Linked DNA regions of Homo sapiens: region 2 is linked to region 1. Evidence: chromatin loops called from intact Hi-C (ENCODE). Cell type or tissue: ascending aorta. All regions are shown on one strand. Links, peaks and the distances in the headings refer to the core of each region. The heading gives the core; the rest is flanking DNA. Region 1 overlaps UBE4B (ubiquitination factor E4B). Region 2 overlaps UBE4B (ubiquitination factor E4B).

Region 1 (5,377 bases), core at 265-5,264:
GTAATTACTTCACATAATAGAAACAGAGCTGCATCCTTCTGAAAACACAATGTAAATGTGCCTAGGGATTACACGTGCATCCGATCTGTGCAGACTGAATCCCATTTTAAATGCACTAACAAAACTTGCTCTTAAAGCGACTCTGTTTCAGTTTCTTCTATAATTACTCTCCCATTTACTGACTTCTCAAATGCAGCCTTTGGAATTTGCATTTTCTTTCTTTTTTTTTTTTTGAGACAGAGTCTTGCTGTGTTGCCCAGGCTGGAGTGCAGTGGTGTGATCTTGGCTCACTGCAACCTCTGCCTCCCGGATTCAAGTGATTCTCCTGCCTCAGCCTCTCTAGTAGCTGGGATTATAGGCACATGCCATCATGCCTAGCTAATTTTTGTATTTTTAGTAAAGAAGAGGTTTCGCCATGTTGGCCAGGCTTGTCTTGAACTCCTGACCTCAAGTGATCCGCCCACCTCGGCCTCTCAAAGTGCTGGGATTACAGGTGTGAGCCACCGCGCCTGGCCTTGCATTTTCTAATAGCAAGGCAAAGTCAGAGTTGTGCAGGTTTAGGCACTATAAATTCATTAAACAAATGTTGCTAATGGATGTTCTGTGTTCTAGGCACTGCTGTAGGTCCTGGAATAGTGCACGGAACCAGGCGGATGAAGAACGACGGTGTGCGTGCATGGGTGCGTGTGTGTTCTATATAATGTTTGAGACAATGAGGTCAGTGGCCACCCTCTGATAGACCTGAGGAGAGTGAGGGAGCCGGCCATACAGCTGTCTAGTGGGGAGAGTGGTCCGAAGGGGAGAAACAAGTACAAAGGCCTAAGGCAGGAGGGAGTATTACGTGCAAAGAACAGGAGTCCAGTACATGAGTTAGGGGAAGTAGACAAGTAGAGGGAGATTAAGTTAGAATGGGGCACGTATGTGCATGTATGCTTGGTGTGGGGGTGTGTGTGTAGCGCGTGGTGTGTGTGTGTGTAGTATGTGGAGTGTACGTGAGATGCAGGGCCTTGTAGACCATGGTCAGAGGCTTTGGATTTTACTCTGTGTGAGAAGGGAAATCACTGGGGGATCTTAGGGATAGATATGGTGGAAAGACTGTGTGTGTGTGTGTGTGTGTGTGTGTGTGTGTGTGTGTGTGTGTGTGTCAGAGACAGAGAAAGACAGAGAGAGACAGAGAGAGACAGAGAGAAGAGAGGGACAGGGTTTCACTCTATCACCCAGGCTGGAGTGCAGTGGCATGATCACGACTCACTGCAGCCTCTAACTCGTGGGCTCAGACAAGCCTCCCACCTCGGCCTCCAAAGTGATAGGATTACCTGTGCTTGCCACTGTGCCCAGCCAGAATGATTTCTTTTCCACTGTTTCTATGTTTCAACCCCAAGCAGTGACAATCAGCAAAAACAGGAGAGTCAATGTCAACGTTTTTCACTATTCACTAATTTTCCCTTTCTCTACTCATATAAGGCTTGTGACATTCAAGATTTGACCTCCTTCACTGAAATATTTACAGTTAAAAAACAAACACAAAACCACCAAATTTCTTTCTAGTCATCAACTTCCTAGGAAACAATTAGAAACATTTTCCTCCGGATAACTTCTGCGGTACCTTTACCATGGGGTAATTTTTTTTTTCAGATCAACTTCCAGCTTTTATTTATTGATTTATTGATTTTTATTAACTTTTATTTTAGGTTTGGGGGTACATATGAAGGTCTGTTACAGGAGGTTTGCTGTACAGATTATTTCATCACCCATGCATTAAGCCCACCACCCAACAGTTATCTTTTCACACACGGTAATTCTCACTTCACTCATTTATGCCACTCGCGCAAAAAGCAGTTCTTTATATCTCAAACAGTTCTTTTCTCAGAAGTCTGCAAAACATTACAGAAGGAATGTTTTACCTTTTTAAAATTAATCCTTATCATCACCCCTATAAATACTTAACATATAAATGTATGTCCCAACTACTTCCAAAAAGATTTATAAGACATCGAATCCACTGGGCCAGCAGATGGAGAGAGCGATCCAACCCCTGATGATTCTTTCTTCTATGACATTAGTCTTACCAGGCAAGAAGTGAGTGTTAAAATTGCTTACTTCAGAGTAAAAAAATTCTGGGAAGATCAATGAGAAAGGGGGAAGGATAAAGTACTATTTCTTTGCTGACTGCTCAAAGTAACAAGGTTTTGGCTGGACGCAGTGGCTCACGCCTGTAATCCCAGCAATTTGGGAGGCCGAGGTGGGCGGACCACCTGAGGTCAGAAGTTTGAGACTCTGGGAGGCCGAGGTGGGCAGATCACCTGAGGTGTGGAGTTTGAGACCACTCTGGCCAACATGGTGAAATCCTGTCTCTGCTAAAAATACAAAAATTAGCCAGGTGTGGTGGCATGCACCTGTAATCCCAGCTACTTGGGAGGCTGAGGCACGAGAATTGCTTAAACCCAGGAGGTGGAGGTTGCAGTGAGCCGAGATCGCTCCACTGCACTCCAGCTTGGGTGACAAAGCAAGACTCCGTCTCAAAAAAAAAAAAGTAACAAGGTTTTTTGCTAGCTCATCTTGGCTCTGACCCTACTTAGAAGAACCCTAAGTTCTTCTACTTGTTTACATAGTTATGTCATGTATTTTTACCCATGCTTTGGCATTCTTTTTTATATCAACTAAGAACCTATAAGCTGCCAAAATCTGGATGATCACAGTTCACTGTAACGGCCAACAAGGGACATATCAACTGACTGGGATGGCATTTTGTAATTAAGGAGTGAAATGCTGGCACTTCCCTGCCAAAGGAACCGAGTAGATGCACAGACTCTCGGCAGCAAAAACAGTAGTAAGGAACAAGAACAAACAAGACCTATTTGGGCAGAAATGGAAAAGTGGGTGGCAGCACGGTGCGGTGGTGAACATGAGTCTGGATTCAGGATGCTCAAGTCTGAATGCATTTCTATGATTTTGACCCTCTTGTCTGTCCCCCCGGCCCCCCCGTTCCCCCTGCCACTTCCTCACAGCAGGCTACAGCGAGGAGTAAAGGGGCTGATACATGGACAGAGCTGACACCACATCTGGCGCACAATGCTCCATGAGTATTTGCAGCTATTTTTATACACTTGGTACATTTTATTCCTCCTAGTAGGGAGAGAATTTAGATCTGAGGCAAGGCTGGGGTGTTAGAAGTCCAGAAAGAGAGGTATTAGTAAAAGCAGCACACAATCTGATACGGTTGTTAGAGAAAGTCACAACTAAATAGGCCAGGGAGAGAGAATTTCTCCCACAGAAAATTTACAGTAAAACAGGTAACACAGCACTTTTACCATGTGGAAACTGGTTCCTAGGAAGGATGCCTGCTTTATTACTATAATCATGCAATAGGATTTTATCTACGTGAAAAAGACACTTTCACCTTTGGGAAATTTACTTGAGAAATGGTGATAAAATGTTCAGCGTAATACAAATATCAACCTTCCTGAATCAATATTCAACCTTGCATCAACATTCCTCTGTCTCTTTACGTATTCTCTAATGATTCTTCTGAACACCATCGAATTGAATGAAGTGTACCTAACTCCTACTGCAGTCTCTATTTATAGCCTGGAGTTATTTTTGAACAGTGCTGGGCACAAACACCAACTCAGTCCACAGGAAACTTCAATTTAAGAGCAAAATTGTAAGACAATGAGTCAGAGGATTAGAAAGAAGGTGCTATTATATTCTCTTGCTCAAAGTCACCTACACAACCCAAGTAGTGCTTTTCACTCGGTTTCCAGGGGTAAACATTCAGCAACATCCGGAACTATGTTTCAGCCTCTGCGGTCATTTCAAAGGCTCTTTAAACAAATGGGGTCTGGCTTCACTGAGGTCCAGGAGGTGCTAAGAGAAATTTAAGGCTAGACATGAAAGCAAAGTCACAGTTATGCAGATGGTATGACCTCATATGTTCTTCGATGGATTGCCCAGACTGAGCTCAATGGGGGTGAACAGGGGGGCGGTGGAGGCTGGGAGGGGGTGGGAAGGGAGCACGCACGCACACACACACACACACACACCTCCCCCAAATCCCAGCCCCTCTCCCGTTACTAAATAGCAGCAATTCATGCAACTGTACTTAAGAAAACATGCCTCAGAGAGTACAAGTTGTCACATCTGGTAGTTCACAATAACATTCTCGCAATAGATAAATGAAGGGTCCCTCATTTTAGATCTAAAGGTGGATAAACTTGATGACTGATCTTTAATCTGTTTTCATGCTTTTGAAAAATGATTATACATAAAGTTTTCCTCCAAACTTGCCAGGCGACAACTCTGAAAATTCTGGGGCCAGACACAGTGACTCACTCCTGTAATCCCAACATTTTGGGAGGCCAAGACGGGCAGATCACTTGAGGTCAGGAGTTCGAGACCAGCCTGGCCAACCTGGCAAAACCCTGTCTCTACTAAAAATACAAAAATTAGCCGGGCATGGTGGCGGGTGCCTGTAATCCCAGCTACTTGGGAGTCTGAGGCAGGAGAATCACTTGAACCCAGGAGGAGGAAGTTGCCGTGAGCCGAGATTGCGCCATTGCACTCCGGCCTGGGCAACAAGAGCAGAACTCTGCCTCAAAAAAAAAAAAAAAAAAGAAAGAAAGAAAGAAAAAAAGAAAATTCTCCTATGTGCTACTTTATCCCATGAGAAGGTCTGAACACATCAATATACTCTGGAGCCCACCTCATTTGACCCTATCCTGCCTGGATTCAAAGCACGCCCCTTGTTAGAGCTTATAGAAGTTAGTTCCTAAGCATCTACGCACATGCAGGGGTAAGACTCCATTCCTCTGATACCTGGACCCAAACTGGACACAAGAAAAATCATCACCACCACCACCACCTTCATCATCACCATCACCATCATCATCATCTTCTTCTTCATCTTCTTCATCACTACTGTCCCCAGAAAGTGCGAGGAAGAGGAAGGAGAAAGGATTGTCGTACATACTACCACAACAAAAGCAAAAAAGGCCATCAGAGAACAAAGAAAAAACAAGACGGGGAGAAGCTTTTGCAACTGCTGTCCTTTTAAATAAACCATACACTAAAACTTTTGGCCACTGACATGCAGAAACATAATTCACCTAAATTATAGAAACACATACAGGTACATTTGAGAGAAGGGGCCACTGGATTAGTGGAATTCTGATACTGCTTCCTTCTAAGAGACTGAACTTACATATAACTAAAACTCAACACGTCAGGACATGAACCGACCCACCCCACTCACCAGAAGTAAAAAACACCAGGCCCAGATTTGCTCCCACACCTGCTTGGTCTGATAGCATTTCAACTACCACTGGCAACAGGACAAAAGGCCAAAAAGGGTTCCTGTGTGCCCCAACTCTCAAAGGGA
Region 2 (5,377 bases), core at 128-5,127, 53 kb before region 1:
ATGTCCTGCAATATATGGGATGGTTTCTCATCATGAGTTATTATTATACCAAATTCCACTAGGCTCAAAATTCCAACTAGTGCCCTCGTTGAGAAACACTAACCTAGAGAGCATGAGTGGGAAAGAAATTGAAGCCTAAGGGCTGAGTGCTGGAGCTCACCAAGCTCAGACGTCAGGGAGATGAGCAGGAACAGCCAGGGCAGTGGGAGGTAGAAAGTGACTTCAAAGCCAAATAAAAATTATTTCTGAAATAGCAATTGTGGGAATTATTTGGGCCTTTTTCATCCATTAACACAGGAAAAATCAATATTATTTGTTCAGTTGGCTCATAAACAAATGCTATTAAGTACTGACTATGAATACGAGAATGTGCTATAGACCTGCATTCCAACATCTAAAATATACGCTGGCCAGCCATGGTGGCTCACAACTATAATCCCAGCATTTTGGGAGGCTGAGGTGGGAGGACTGCTTGAGGCCAGGAGGTTGTAGGCTGTAGTGAGCTAAGATCTGTCATTGCACTCCAGCCTGGGTGACAGAGCAAGACTCTTTCTTTCTTTTTTTTTTTCTTTTTTGAGACGGAGTCTCGCTCTGTTGCCCAGGCTGAAATGTGAAATGTAGTGGCATGGTATCAGCTCACTGCAACCTCTGCCTCCTGGGTTCAAGTGATTCTCCCACCTCAGCCTTCCAAATAGCTGGGATTACAGGCACCTGTCACCATGCCTGGCTAAATTTTGTATTTTTAGTAGACACTGGGTTTCACCATGTTGGCCAGGCTGGTCTCAAACTCCTGGCCTCAGGTGATCTGCCGGCCTCGGCCTCCCAAAGTGCTGATATTACAGGCATGAGCCACTGTGCCCGGTCAAGACTCTGTTTCTATTAAAAAATAATAATAAGGCTGGGCATGGTGGCTCATGTCTGTAACCCCCGCACTTTGGGAGGCTGAGGTGGGTGGATTGCTTGAGGCCAGGAGTTCAAGACCAGCCTGGCCAATGTGGCAAAACCCCATCTCTACTAAAAATACAAAAATTAGCCGGACGTGGTGGTGCACGCCTGTAATCCCAGCAGGCATAAATTGAGCCAAGATTGCGCCACTGCACTCCAACCTGGGTGACAGAGTGAGACTCTGTCTCAAAAAATAAAATAAAATAAAATAAAAAATAATTTAATAATAAAAATAGTAAGTAAATAAAATATAAGACCAGCTTGGGAAAACTAGCAAGACTCTCTCTCTTTAATATTTATTTATTTATTTGAGACGGAGTCTCACTCTGTCGCCCAGGCTGGAGTGCAGTGGTGCGATCTTGGCTCACTGCAACCTCCGCCTCCCGGGTTCAAGCAATTATCCTGCCTCAGCCTCTCAAGTAGCTGGGACTACAGCGGCGTGCCACCACACCCAGCTAATTTTTGTATTTTTAGTAGAGACGGGGTTTCACCATGTTGGCCAGGATGTTCTTGATCTCTTGACATTGTGATCCACTCGCCTCGGCCTTCCAAAGTGCTGGGATTACAGGCGTGAGCCACCACCCCTGGCCTAATATTTATTTTTAAAGGATGGAATGCTTTATGAATTTGCATGTCATCCTCGAGCAGGGGCCATGGTAATCTTCTCTGCATTGTTCCAATGTTAGTATACGTGCTGCTGAAGCAAGCATGTGAGACTTTGTCTCTATAAAAAAAATTTTTTTAATTAGCCAAGCGTGGTGGTACATGCTTGTAGATCCAGCTCTTTGGATCTACAAAGGCTGAGGCAGGAGGATCACTTGAGTCCAGGAGGTTGAGGCTGTGGTGTGCTATGATCCTGCCAGTGCACTCCAGCCAAGGCGACAGATCAACACTCTGTCTTTATTTATTAATAATAATAAAAAACAAATAAGTAAATAAAATATAAGCTGGGCATACCAAGCACTGTGAATGGTATAAAGTGGGTGTTACAGAAGTAAGGAGAAAGGTGAGAATTTTCAGCTATGCTGATTGGCGAAGACAAACCTGAGGGAGTATTTGGATAGGACCTTACTCAGAGAATGGGTAGAACTTTAATACATAAGAAGAAAAGCAGGTATAAATGGGAGCTAAACATTGGTACACATGGACGGAGACGGGAATAACAGACACTGGGGACTACAAGGGAGGGGAGTGAGGGAGGAGTGAGGGTTGAAAACTACCTATTAGGTATTATGCTCACTCCCTGGGTGACAGGCTGAATCATAAAGCCTCAGCATCACGGTATACCCATGTAACAAACCTGCACATGTACCCCATCCCCTGAATCTAAAATAAAAGTTGAAATTAAAAAAGAAAAAAAAAAAAAAAAAGTCTGGGCGCGGTGACTCACGCCTGTAGTCCCAGCACTTTGGGAGGCTGAGGCGGATGGATCACCTGAGGTCAGGAGTCCAAGACAGGCCTGGCCAACATGGTGAAACCCCGTCACTACTAAAAATACAAAAATTGTCCGGGTGCAATGGCTCACGCCTGTAATCCCAGCACTTTGGGAGGCCGAGGAAGGCGGATCACAAGGTCAGGAGATCGAGACCATCCTGGCTAACACGGTGAAACCCCATCTCTACTAAAAATACAAAAAATAAGCCAGGCGTAGTGGCAGGTGCCTGTAGTCCCAACTACTTGGGAGGCTGAGGCAGGAGAATCACTTGTACCCAGGAGGCAAAGATTGCAGTGAGCTGAGATCGTGCCACTGCACTCCAGCATGGGTGAAAGAGCAAGACTCCGTCTCAAAAACAAACAAACAAAATACAAAAACTAGCCAGGTGTGGTGGCAGGCGCCTGTAATCCCAGCTATTCAGAAGGCTGAGGCACGAAAATCGCTTCAACCGGAGAAGCGGGGATTGCAGTGAGAAGAGATCGCACCACTGTACTCCTGCGTGGGCGACAAGAGTGAAACTCCGTCTCAAAAAAAAAAAAAAAAGAAAAAGTGAAGAAAAAGCAGTCCCCACTTTGACATGAGAACCCCTTATGGAAATCAGTTCTGATTCTGAGCCTGACAATTCCAAGAACAGAATCAATAAACCTAAGCCAATCTAAGAAGTCACCAGCAACTGTCAAGGGCCTCATAAGCGACCAAGGAAGTATCTCAGTGGCTGCTACGCACGTCAGGAAAGAGCACTGGTACTGGCACGGCACGTGCTTTCCATGGAACCTGGCAAGCCAGGCCTCTTTTCTATTAATAACTGAATATAAAACCCAAGATCAACTGAAAGGGAAAAAACACCCCGCCAGGATCCTGAGTGATTCACACAGTTGCCTAGAGAAGCCCATAGGAACAAATCAAATTCTTGTCCAGCAGACATAATTCTAGAGATTTCTTTCCTAATTATGTTCATGAATATTAATATATTCAGACAATAAAAGCTCATCTCCAAAAAAGCCCTTTAAAATTAAAAAGGCAGAGAAAGTTTTCAGTGTACATTTTCAAAGACTTCTCAACCCATTTCTTAGCTTCAGATAAGGTATTTAAGAATTTTCCTATTCCAATCCTGCAATATGATTTCATGGAAGGAAAATCCCAGCATGTCAGATCGCATATCATCAGACCCACAAATGCAGCCCCAAAGCAGCTCTGCCCGTGTGTGGAGGCAGATGGCCTGCAAAGCTGTCCAAGCCTCTGGACCACGTCCTCACCCGGGGCAACTGGTCCCACTGTTCTTTGTTCTTCATCTCTTCCTGCACTTCATGGATTCGCTTCAGAGACTCCAGACTTTCATCGAGCAAAAACGTCGTGTCGTTTATCAACATGTTTATATAGCGAACAAACTGCTTCCCGGAGCTGGAAAGGCAATTATATTGTACATGGTCATACATCTCCCTGAAGCAAAATGCCACAGCAAATCCCAGGGAACAAGCACCTCCACCCAGACTGCAACTATCTCACCCTAAAAGCCTGGCTACCCTGGCACAAGTCAGGCACTATGGAATTCAAGGACCACCAAGCTTCTCTTTAGATTATGTTAATCTTGTTTCTTTTTGAGACAGGGTCTCACTCTGTCGCCCAGCCTGGAATGCAGTGGCACAATCACAGCTCACTGCATCCTCGACCTCCAGGGCTCAAGCAATCTTCCTGCCTCAGCCTCCTAAGTAGCTGGAACTACAGGCACACACCACCACGCCCAGCTTTTGTATTTTTTGTAGAGACAGGGACTTGTTATGTTGCCAGGGCTGGTCTCAAACTCCTGGGCTCAAGCGTTCCTCCCACCTCAGCCCCTCAAAATGTTGGGATTACAGAGATGAGCCACCACACCTGGCCTGGATTTTGTTATTCTTTTAAATTGTTTATGATAAGCTCATTCCAGTGGTATTTGGAGCCACCTTGCACGGCTGATGACAGTCAAGTGCTAAATATTCCAGAATTTTATAACCAGATTCCCCTGGCACCTTAAATTGGGCAACAGAGGAAACAGTCACACCATGGAAAACCAGCAAATGCTGACTCCCCCACCCTGCTTCCCAGAGCAGGCTTACCAGCACACCCCTAGCTCACTCCCTCAATGTTTTTAAGGAGAGAAAACACTTCTTCCAGACTAGAACAGGAAAAACGCATATACTCACCAATATACCAAGAAAATGCAAATAATTAACCACATACAACAGATAAGAAAACAACTGATATAGTTATTCCTTATCACAAAGACTGACGCATGGAAGAAAAATTGGAACCTGTAATATTGATAAAGTGGGATATTAACTTACTTTAAAACTGGAAGCCTCCAATCTAAGGAACTGTTCTGCAGATCGTGTTATAATGAGAACTTGCTGGTGAACTGAAATAGCTTGGCCTACCTCTGTTAGACTCTGGAGATGCCAGATTCGTAGAGAAAAAAAGAAGCTACACTTCAGGGTCTACAACTGTGCAACTACGGGGTGGTAAGCCCATGCTGGAGAAGAGAAGTTCCTGTGAACAAGTGCAGGAGGCCTCGATCTCAGGAACATGGCAAGTTCAGGACAAGCGCTCCAATCAGCACCATTCAGACCAAGCCATGGGCCTGCCTCGTGCCAGGCTTTAGCTGGAACACAATTCTGACCATAAGAGCAGTTTATGGAAACAAAAAGTTAAAAAGTTTGCTTCACAGAAATCTATCTGGCAAATAGTTATTCCACTGGTAATTTGTATATTATTGACTAGTAATTCGGTTAACAAGTATAGCTAGATTTGATCAAAGATCTAACATGGGTTGCAAAAGATCCAAGTAGGTGGGATAAAATTTTTATTTATTTATTTATTTATTTGAGACGGAGTCTCACTCTGTCGCCCAGGCTGGAGTGCAGTGGCACCATCTCGGCTCACTGCAAGCTCCGCCTCCCAGGTTCACGCCATTCTCCTGCCTCAGCCTCCTGAGTAGCTGGGACTACAGGCGCCCGCCACCGC

What was found. A loop is a pair of places that touch in the nucleus more often than their neighbours do. Peaks named below come from ENCODE experiments on the same cell type or tissue, not always from the same donor. Only the 100,000 strongest peaks of a DNase experiment are listed, where the experiment ranks them.
Region 2: a loop joins it to region 1, with 2.5 times the contacts of the local background. A loop is called at or near these places in 3 of 110 quality-filtered maps.

What each region holds. Positions count from the first base shown.
Region 1 is chr1:10,106,813-10,112,189 of GRCh38, reverse strand. The region is part of intron 7 of UBE4B (ubiquitination factor E4B); the gene reads right to left. Among named protein-coding and RNA genes, the nearest start is that of UBE4B, 77 kb to the right of the region's middle. RefSeq lists an enhancer at 2,966-3,466. In ascending aorta, for the core only: no CTCF peak of the experiment used is centred there; DNase peaks (open chromatin) are centred at 2,411, 2,989, 3,839 and 4,399; H3K4me3 peaks cover 1,922 bases; H3K27ac peaks cover 5,000 bases.
Region 2 is chr1:10,159,546-10,164,922 of GRCh38, reverse strand. It overlaps UBE4B (ubiquitination factor E4B), which reads right to left. Exons shown (of 28, transcript NM_001105562.3): 23 at 3,637-3,781. It also overlaps the pseudogene RNU6-828P. Among named protein-coding and RNA genes, the nearest start is that of KIF1B, 48 kb to the left of the region's middle. In ascending aorta, for the core only: no CTCF peak of the experiment used is centred there; a DNase peak (open chromatin) is centred at 3,162; H3K27ac peaks cover 3,212 bases.